Regions from separate parts of the Homo sapiens genome. Here region 2 is linked to region 1. Evidence: read pairs that join two places in POLR2A ChIA-PET (ENCODE). Cell type or tissue: OCI-LY7. All regions are shown on one strand. Links, peaks and the distances in the headings refer to the core of each region. The heading gives the core; the rest is flanking DNA.

Evidence for each region. ChIA-PET counts read pairs that join two places held together with the same protein. Peaks named below come from ENCODE experiments on the same cell type or tissue, not always from the same donor. Only the 100,000 strongest peaks of a DNase experiment are listed, where the experiment ranks them.
Region 2: POLR2A ChIA-PET joins it to region 1 with 6 read pairs; 3 of 35 experiments call an interaction of 5 or more read pairs at or near these places.

The regions. Positions count from the first base shown.
Region 1 is chr6:107,122,654-107,128,033 of GRCh38, reverse strand. No RefSeq gene overlaps it. Among named protein-coding and RNA genes, the nearest start is that of BEND3, 9.8 kb to the right of the region's middle. RefSeq lists enhancers at 2,803-2,882, 2,893-2,982. In OCI-LY7, for the core only: a CTCF peak has its summit at 2,895 (motif pointing left); DNase peaks (open chromatin) are centred at 2,863 and 5,123; H3K4me3 peaks cover 679 bases; H3K27ac peaks cover 1,647 bases.
Region 2 is chr6:107,346,872-107,352,251 of GRCh38, reverse strand. The region is part of intron 1 of PDSS2 (decaprenyl diphosphate synthase subunit 2); the gene reads left to right. Among named protein-coding and RNA genes, the nearest start is that of PDSS2, 110 kb to the left of the region's middle. In OCI-LY7, for the core only: no CTCF peak of the experiment used is centred there; no DNase peak of the experiment used is centred there.

The sequences.
Region 1 (5,380 bases), core at 318-5,317:
CACCTAAGTCAGTATCACACTGAGACCAGCATCTCTCTCCCACCACCAAAGAAAATGATGAAACAAAGGTAATTTGAGCCTGAACTTTCTGCTCCTAAATTTATCATCTTCCCAGAGCATAGGGGTTGTGTTGCTTTAGTCCTTCAAATCAGCAATGGCTCAGTAATAACTAGTATCATATGTTTATTATTAACTCGGCAGATAAACCTTCAAGGTGCTAAACTCCTTTTGGTGTATTAAATGTATAACATTTTTTTCAAAAACCTTATTATTCAATTCAGAAATTGCCCCTGGCAGAATCAATAAACAAGGTACTATACTAGTAAAAGTGAACATTCTAATATATTATTAAGACAGTGGCGACCTGGTGTGGTGGCTCATGCCTGTAATCCCAGCACTTCGGGAGACTTAGGCAGAAGGATTGCTTGAGCCCAGGAATTTGAGGCTACAAGTGAGCTATAATCACTCCAGTATGGATGACAGAGACCCTCACCATTAAGAAATATAAAATATAAAAAGGGAAGATGCTGTGTTACATACATATATTTTACTGTAAAAATTGAATATTTGATTATTTGGCTGAATTGGGATTTCCTTACTACAATATTTTCGTAAATAATCTCAGATCAAATATGTTCAGTAAGTATGTGGGGCAGGATAATCTTTTTTTTTTTTTTTTTGAGATGGAGTTTTGCTCTTGTTGCTCAGGCTGGAATGCAATGGCGTGATCTTGGCTCACTCCAACCTCCGCCTCCCGGTTTCAAGCAATTCTCCTGCTTCAGCCTCCCAAGTAGCTGGGATTACAGGTGTGAGCCACCACGCCTGGCCTGAGGTATTAATCTATACTTTTGTTCTGGTATTTTCCCCTTTCCCTTTCCTGCCTCTGACCAGATACTTCCAATCTGTTTATTTTCTTAGTGAAGAGATGAGATGGGGCAGAAAGCTGAAATAAGCTCAAGCTTATTTTTCTCCCCCAAGCTTTTGTTTCTAAAAGCTTAAGCCCCAGCAAGGGAAAGGATTTGAGCCACAGGCAAAAGCAGAATTCTTCTGGGTGGGGTGGTGGGCTGAGCAGGTGGTGGGCTTTCCAGAGACCTAGCTAGCAGGCAGGACTGTTCCTGGAGATGTGGCTGAGGGCCGCAGCCAGGTCCCAAGTCACAAACGAGTTACTTTGGGCTGGATCTGACCTGCAGATGGGATTTGGCCATGTGAATTTCAGTCATTCAGGATTTTAAAACTAGGCAATTTCACATAAAAATTCAGATTTTGTGGCCGGGCGCGGTGGCTTACGCCTGTAATCCCAGCGCTTTGGGAGGCCGAGGCGGGTGGATCACGAGGTCAGGAGATCGAGACCATCCTGGCTAACACGGTGAAACCCCGTCTCTACGAAAAACACAAAAAATTAGCCGGGCGTGGTGGCGGGCTCCTGTTGTCCCAGCTACTTGGAAGGCTGAGGCAGGAGAATGGCGTGAACCCGGGAGGCGGAGCTTGCAGTGAGCCGAGATCGCACCACTGCCCTCCAGACTGGGAGAGAGAGCGAGACTCCGCCTCAAAAAAAAAAAAAAATCAGATTTTGTCTTCTCTTTAAGAATTGGCAAATTTGACCATACTGGGTTCAGTCCGTCATGGCATCAAATGGCTGCCTGTATTGGAGAAGAAATGGGTGGTTTAGCTTGTCACAGTGTCCACCAGTCCCTGCTGTGTCCCAATGCTGAGGCCAAAGATTAGTTGCCATTCATGACACTGGCACTGCTGTTTTCTAGGCAATAGAGGAATGTCCCTCTTTACCCAAGATTTTTCCCATAAATGGGGAAACAATAGAGAGACTAAAGATGGCTCATGTTGAAAGAAACATGGAGCTAGCGTATTTCTTTGTAAAGGTGAAGAGCGTTCTCACGTATTTAGTAGGCAAACTACCTGGTTCACTTATGAACTCTCCTTGCCTGCTCCCTGCAGGCATTTGCATCACATATCCCTGCTCTAGGCAGCCTTGCAAAGAGATGACCTTGTCCCTGGTTGGGCATGGCAGAGCCGCTGCCTGCAGGGCATGGTGAGCCAGTGATGGATGGCTCTGCAAGAACCCCAGTGGACAGATGCCCGGAGGGCAGAGGCCCCTGGAAGTCCCTGGGGTTGGGGAGGACTCCAAAAGGATAGGACTCAGAATAGCAAGTAAATTATAAAAATAGCTATTTCATACACACAGATCTATGAACCGAGACTTGCACACACTGCCTCTGCTGTCCACTGACCTGGTTGTTTAGCCCAGGGATCTAGGGCCACCAACATGCACATGTGATGGAGGCTACTAGAACCTGTCCTAGAGAAGGACGGGACTCATCGCGCCTTTCCTTAAGGGGCGGGGCAGGGGGTGCAGAGAATGTGGCTTAAGGACCATCACATTTTAGAAATGTTTCAGAATTATAGAGCGGTATTTGTGTCACTTTTTGGGTGGGGTGTGAATGTAAAGTGGTCCTCTACAGGTGTCTTCCAGAAAGCATTGAGGCTGTTCATGTGAACCTTTGTGCTTTTGCTGCTAAACTAGAAGCATAGTTTTGGATTGGTTTATTGTTTTGTCTTCTATGAATAGAAAAAAATAATCAAAACTGTTTTAATGTGTCTGGGCTAATTATTTCAACATTTCACTTGCCTCATGTATGACCAATAAAAATAAGAGCTACCGTTTACTGAACTAACCTTATGACAGCCACTGTACCAGTACTAACCAGAAGTGCCTTGTATACACCTACCCTGTAGGATGGGGTTGCCCCGTGGTGTGAATAAGGAAATGGAAACTAAAAGCTTCTGTAGTTTCCTAAGGTCACTTACTTAGTACATGCTGGAGCCAGGATTCAAATCTGCATCTGTGTGATTTCATACCTCCTGCACTGCACGGCTAACGAGTGCAACAGCATTTGCCACCACCTGCTGTCTGCAGGACAACAGAGCTGGAGAGAGGGGAAAATGAATGCAAATGGCCAAGTCCACAAGGAGCAGCAAAGTTAAATTAGTCACATTCTTGTTTTCTTTTGAGACAGGGTCTCGCTCTGTCACCCAGCCTGGAGTGCAGTGGCACAATCACAGCTCACTGCAGCATCAACCTCCCAGGCTCAATTGATTCTCTTACCTCAGCCTCCTCAGTAGCTGGGACTACAGGCTCAGGCCACCACGCCCAGCTAATTCTTGTATTTTTTGTAGAGACGGTGTTTTGCCATGTTGCCCAGGTTGTAGTCACATTCTGGTAGTCACTTTCTTTAAGGGAAAAAAAAAGGAAGGCAGAGGCCGGGTGCAGTGTCTCACACGTGTAATCCCAGCACTTTTGGAGGCCAAGGTGGGCAGATCATGAGGTCAGGAGTTCAAAACCAGTCTGGCCAACATGGTGAAACCCCTGTGTCTACTAAAAATACAAAAATTAGCCGGGCACAGTGGCACGTGCCTATAGTCCCAGCTACTCAGGAGGTTGAGGCAGGAGAATCGCTTGAACCCGGGAGGCCAGGTTGCAGTGAGCCAAGATCGTGCTACCGCACTCCAGCCTGGGCAACAGAGAGAGATTCCGTATCAAAAAAAAAAATTAAAAATAAAAAAATAAACAAAAGGGAAGGCAGAATCCTCCAGTGCCTGGCATTTAAGCTTGCAATAATTATGTGTTAAATGAAGGAATGAATTACAAACCATGTAATCTCTCTGGACATTTATTGTTGTCATCTGTGTAAAAATGGGGTGGACCTGTTCCACCTCTCTCAGGCCTGTCATCAAGGGCAAACAGGAAACCAAAATTTGAAAACACTATTTTTATGGACTAAATGATTGTGTCCTTCATATGTTCCCCCTATTCTCCAGTGTGATGGTATTTGGAGTTACAGCTTTGGGCGGTAATTAGGATTCGATGAGATTATAAGGATAGGGCTCTCATGATGGGATTAATGCCCTTCATAAGAGATAACAGCCGGGCGCAGTGGCTCACGCCTGTAATCCCAGCACTTTGGGAAGCCGAGGCGGGCGGATCACCTGAGGTCAGGAGTTCAAGACCAGCCTCAACATGGAGAAACCCCGTCTCTACTAAAAATACAAAATTAGCCGGGCATGGTGGTGCATGCCTGTAATCCCAGCTACTGGGGAGGCTGAGGCAGGAGAATTGCTTGAACCTGGGAGGCGGAGGTTGCGGTGATCCGAGATCACGCCATTGCACTCCAGCCTAGGCAACAAGAGCGAAATTCCATCTCAAAAAAAAAAAAAAAAAGAAAAAAACAAGAGATAGTAGAGTAGCCTGCTCCTGCCCTCAGGGATGCTAGAGTGGGGAAGATCAGAGCAAGAAGGCTGCCATTTGCAAACCAGGAAAACAGCCCTCACTAGAAAGAGACCATGCTGGCACCCTGATCTTGGACTTTAGACTCCAGAACTGTGAGAAAATAAATTTCTCTTGCTCAGCCCACCCAGTCTATGGTATTTTATTATGGTAGCCCAAGAAGACCAAGGCAACTATGGAAAGAGGACGGCTGAAGAGAACTTTATGGCTATGTGATACTATTATTATTACTGCAGAGTTAGTGTAGTGTGGGCCTGCCATGAATTGGCTGCCTACCTTTGGATCACTGCCTTAAAACGGTATGTGTGATGCAGGGACAATTCCAGAAGGCACCATTCATTATAGACTAGGGATGGTTCTGCTCTCAACCTTTAACCCTTCAGTTTTTTATCTATACAGAAAGGAAAGGGAATGGAACACTGGTGTCTAACAACTCAGGTATTCTTTCAGCAAGTATTTGTTGAGAGTCGACTATGTCCCAGGCACAGTGCTAGGCACTTGGAGGTATAGTGATCAGACACGGTCCTGCCCTCCAGGAGTTTACATTCTAGCTAGGGAAACAGACGAAGAAAAAGGCAATTACAGCTGCTTGTGAGCAGGGTCTCTAGTAGTCTGCTTGGGCTGTTATAAAATACAACTGGGTGGCTTAGACAATATAATTTTTTCTTTCTGAGTCAGCTTCCTAGGGAATATAAATTTTTCTCATGGTTCTGGAGGCTGGAAGTCCAAGGTGCTGACAGGTTTGGTCTCTCCTGAGGCCTCTCTCCTTGGCTTGCAGGTGGCTACTTTCTCTCTGTGTCCTCACGCAGCCTTTCCTCACATGCACTCCTTGTCTCTAGTCTCATTTCCTTTTTTTTTGAGACGCAGTCTCACTCTATCACCCAGGATGGAGTGCAGTGGCATGATCTCCGCTCACTGCAACCTCCACCTCCTGGGTTCAATCGATTCTTGTATCTCAGCCTCCTGAGTAGCTGGGACTACAGGCATGTGCCACCACGCCCAGCGAATTTTTTGTATTTTTAGTAGAGATGGGGTTTCACCATGTTGGCCAGGCTGGTCTTGAACTCCTGACCTCAGGTG
Region 2 (5,380 bases), core at 290-5,289, 220 kb before region 1:
TCTGTTATATTGAAACATTAGCAGATAGTCAGTCATGGTCCATCCTTATAAAGTTAAAGAATATTTTAAAGATAAACTCATAATAGCAATACTAACTTAACAGTTATGGTTAATCTTCTGTTCTTTTTGAAAAACATGACGTATTCTTGGGAAATTTTCTTATGATGGTTTACTTCAATACTAAATACATTTCTTAGCAACATTTTAAAACTGTGATATTGTAAAATTCAGGTCTCTGAATCAATAAAGTTAAGTTTCTGTTCATGAAGTTTCTTTATCAAAAAGTCTTATTAGCTCATTTTCCTAAAATTTCACAAAAATATGAGAATATTTTTCCATCATCTGATAGATTGTTTCAGAAACGTATATCAATATGTGGCTGTGTTAATGCTATTTGGTAGGAAATTACTGGATCTCACTATATGATTAGTTAAAAGAACATTTTGGAAGAATGCAGATATAGAGAATAATAGCTTTTTTGGAAATATGAGAATATTAGACCTTTCAGATCTACTTAAATAATTGTGTAAAATAATTACACTGAAATTTTAACTATTTTTTATGTAGGCAGTAGCTTGCACAGTATTTATATCACAGTATTTGAAACCAGACTGAGTGGAAACCAGTGTATATAGTGGCGATTGTGCTTATATATTATAGAGAACTTTTCAGCTCTTGAGTAATATGCAAGTTAGAACCATTCACAAGGCATTGATTTAAGTAAAGAATATTTGAAGATGAGGACCATATTCTAAATAGTCAAGCATCTTGATAGGCTTAAATAATCTGTTGATAATTTGCTAGTTTCTACCCATACACAAATAATAAAAACAAAATAATCCTGAAATATTAAATATTCACCTGATCCTTAAATTTAGTATTGGTCTGGCTACTCTTGGGGAAGAGCAGAACTTTTGATATCAAGATGATACAAACAATACAGCTGTATTTGTTAACAAAACCATCTTAGAACTTTATACCAAGAGAAGTCATTTTCTACATTTGGGCATACAAATATCTGTTATTCATATCTGAAATTCATTACCTTTTGGACAGATGTGCTCAGAGACAAAGGTTTCATCTTTTATCATTGTCCTCAACTTCATAATGTTTGGAACTATATTGGCAATGTGAAGAGAGTAATTACTTTTTTCCCATTACTTTTATCAATTTTTTTTTTTACTTTTAATGTGGTGGAAACAATTTTTGACTTTATTTAAATTAATTTGTGTATAATTCCTAGTTTCTCCCCCTTTGCTTAATCCAAGACCTTATTTATTTTGCATCATCTTTTTAAAAGCCACCATTTAAAGCAAAATCTGTATTTGTGGCCTTTATTATTTCACTAAATGTGGAACTGTTTTGTTTTTTTTTCCCCCAGGGAAAAGATAATGACTGTCTGAAATATTGAAACTTTCCCTGTTTGTTTACTTTTTTTTTTGAGACAGGGTCCTGCTCTGTTCACCCAGGCTGGAGCACAGTGGTGTGATCATAGCTCACTGCATCCTGGAACTCCTGGGCTCAAGCAGTCCTCGCATCTCAGCCTCCCTAGTAGTTGGGATGACAGGCATGTGCCACCATGCCCAGCTAATTTTCACATTTATTTTTATTTTTGTAGAGATGAGATCTCACTATTTTGCCCAGGCTAGTCTCCAAATCCTGGCCTTCTCCCTCAGCCTCCCAAAGTGCTGAGATTATAGTAATGAGCCACTAAACCTGGCCTGAAACTTTCACTGTTGAATCATTTGCTTATCAGCTAAACTTCATAAGTTCTCTTTATATTTATTCATTTAAGAAAATTTACATTGTCTCTACAGAAATACATTTTTATCTTCTCAATTTATTTTTTGATTTGTTTTGTTTTTATTGAGCTAATGATGCCATATTGGATCAAGAGAGGCAACTCATTGTAAGTACCCACCAACGTTTTTCCTGCTCTGGTGTGTGATGAATGAGATATTTATATAGTTTCAAAGTACCTCTTCACAAAACATTACTAATTATAAAGGGGGAAAGTGTAACTTTGCTGTGGAGAAGGCTGGTAGACATCACCTTACTCAGACGGCCAAAGTGGAAATCTGCTGTCATGGAACAAACTGAAATTGAGGTGGGAAGAATACAACATTGTTTCTATCTATGATCTTCCCGCCTGAGATGTAAAACCTCAATCTAATCACAGAGAAACATCAAAATCCACACTGAGAGAACTTCTACAAAATAACTGGCCTGTAATTTTCGAAATTGTAAAGGCCATGAAAGTCAGGGAATAGTTAAGAAACGGTTCCAGATTAAAGGAAGCCGAAGAGGCATGGCAACTAAATGCAATGTATGATTCTGAACTGGATCCTTTTGTTATAAAGGACATTATTGGAATAATTGGTGAAACTTGAATTGGATCTGAAAATTAGATGGTAGTAATGTATTCCCGTTAGTGATTTTGATGGTTGTATTGTGGTTATTAGGGGAATGTTCTTTTGTTTGTTTGTTTGTTTGTTTGTTTTTGAGGCTGAGTTTCACTCTTGTCACCCAGGCTGGAGTGCAATGGCACGATCTCGGCTCACTACAACCTCCTCCTCCCGGGTTCAAGCTTTTCTCCTGCCTCAGCCTCCCTAGTAGCTGGGATTACAGGTGTCTGCCACCAGGCCCAGCTAATTTTTGTGTTTTTAGCAGAGACAGGGTTTCATCATGTTGGCCAGGCTGATCTCGAACTCCTGACCTCAGGTGATCCATCCGCCTCGGCCTCCCAAAGTGCTGGGATTACAGGCATGAGCCACCATGCCCAGCCTAGGGGAATGTTCTTATTTGTAATTTTTTTTTTTGAGATGGAGTCTTGCTCTGTCGCCCAGGCTGGAGTGCAGTGGCGCGATCTCGGCTCACTACGAGCTCCGCCTCCCAGGTTCACGCCATTCTCCTGCCTCAGCCTCACGAGTAGCTGGGACTACAGGCGCCCGCCACCACGCCCAGCTAATTTTTTTGTATTTTTAGTAGAGACGGGGTTTCACCGTGTTAGCCAGGATAGTCTCGATCTCCTGACCTCGTGATCCGCCTGCCTTGGCCTCCCAAAGCGCTGGAATTACAGGCGTGAGCCACTGCACCCGGCCTTATTTGTAATTTATATACCCTAAAGTATCCCATGGTTATGAGGTACCAAGATAGGAACTGACTCTTAAATGCCTCAGGAAAAGAAGAATTCTTTGTACTTGTAACTTTTCTATAAGTTTGAGATTGTTTACAAAAAGGAAGGATGAGAATAGCTGAAGGTTCTAGAATCCTAATCCCTGGGTTAAAATCATGGCTCTACCACTTATTACTTCCTTGTGTCTCAGTTTCCCCATCTGTAAAATTAGGATAACAGTAGTACTGTACAAGCTTGTGTGAAGTTTAAGTAAGTTAAAAAAAAATGCTAAGAGCACTGCCTGCAATAGATATTCGCTATTATGTCATTTGAGTTTGATACTTTTACCTTTCTGGGATAAAGTGGCCAACATTGAGTCGCTGGTGTATCCATTAGCAGTATTTAGAAGCTTGGACTATTTATTATTTGTCTGTTGTTATAATATGGCCTTTGTACTGATGGAAACATTTCAGTTTAGAAACATGAAGTGAACATTGTGCTACAGGTCAACACATTGAAATAAATGTAGATATTAATTTTTTTATTTGGGTTTAAAACTATTAACCATAGCTGTTTGATTTAAGTTTAATATTCCAGTGATTATTTAAAGGCTTTTTAGCCTGTACCAATAATAAACAAAACTTACCCTGTTTGTTTCACTCCTGAGTTCCATCAGCCCTTTCACATTGGAGTAATAGCAATGACTCAACATTATTGGTTCCTGGGAACCAAAGAACTTCAACAAATAACTTAGTAACTAAGGTAGCAGCTTTGGAGTCAAGTTGTCCTGATTTTGAATTCTGATTCTTTCACTTGCTTTTGACATTGGCCAAGACGCTAACCTGTCTCTAAGCCTCACCTATAAGATGGAGATGACCACAGTACCTTCTTCAGAGTTGTTGTGTGCATGTGAAAGTGCATAGCTCATAGTATATGCTATAAAAACATTAGCATACTCTCTACTCTGCCACTCCTGTTGCCCATCACCTTAACCCCAAAAAAAGTCAGTCGAAAAGATAGGCCGATAGATATCCAGAAATTCCATTGTCTTATTTGGGGTGTAGGAGGGGATCGATGACTTATCTCCTATTACTTTTTTAGTGAAATAAAGGCTATCATTTTCAGCTCATGCCTGGCAACTTTTCAGGAAGGAAAACTGTGTGGGGGGTGGGGGATGGCATCCTGAGATGAAGTCCGGTGATGACCATAACATTTTCAACATTTCCTAGTCCTTTATAGCTATAGTGTTGTCCTTTACTCTTTTTTACCTTTTAAAAATTAATTGTTTTAATATTAATTAGGACAACATATAGCCATTAAGATGGGAACAAAAAGCCAGTTAAAATCTATAGGTTGTTAGGTTTCAAATACAGATATCTTGTCTTACTTTAGTATGTTCCTGGAAATAAAAACATATAATGTATATAAATTATTTCTTTTGATTAGCCATTCAGTCAGCTATTTCTCATGAGAAATTCACATTCTGCCCAACATCAAGGAAAGAACCCATGGTGTTCAGAAAAGAACGAAGAAAAGCGTAAGCTCCTCCTTCCCTAAAAGATATAATTTTAGGAGGCTAGGTGCAGTGGCTCACGCCTGTAATCTCAGCACTTTGGGAGGCCGAGGCGAGCAGATCACGAGGTCAGGAGTTCAGCCTGGCCAACTTTGTGAAACCCCATCTCTACTGAAAAGACAAAAAGTTAGCCAGGCGTGATGGCAGGCGCCTGTAATCCCAGCTATTCGGGAGGCTGAGGCTTGAATCGCTTGAATCGGGAGAATCGCTTGAACCCGGGATGTGGAGAGCTGAGACCGCGCCACTGCACTCCAGCCTAGGCAACAGAGCGAGACTCCGTCTCAAAAAAAAAAAAAAAAAAAAAAAAGAAGATATAATTTTAGGGAATTGTATGGAAGTTGACTATTTTAAAGGATCAGCTGCCACAGACCACCGGAAGGGCACAGGGCCATATGCTGCAAGCTGGGCCCATGCAGGTCCTCATTTCCATGTAACACTCCTTGGCTGTAGGGTAGACCCTGGCTACTCCTGCAGTCTGTGAGGTTTTGTTTTTGTTTTAACCTGGACAGCACTTTCACTGTACTGCAGACTTTTCCCAGCCTCCGTGGGAATGGGGGCTACTCAGGGCTTCCCTTGATCCCTGGTTCATGGGCCACCAACCCTCTGTTGTGTGCTGCCTGGGAGCCTTGTTGAACATGCCTATAAAGCAGGAGCCTGCACACCTCTGCTGGTCGAACTCTATCAATACACCA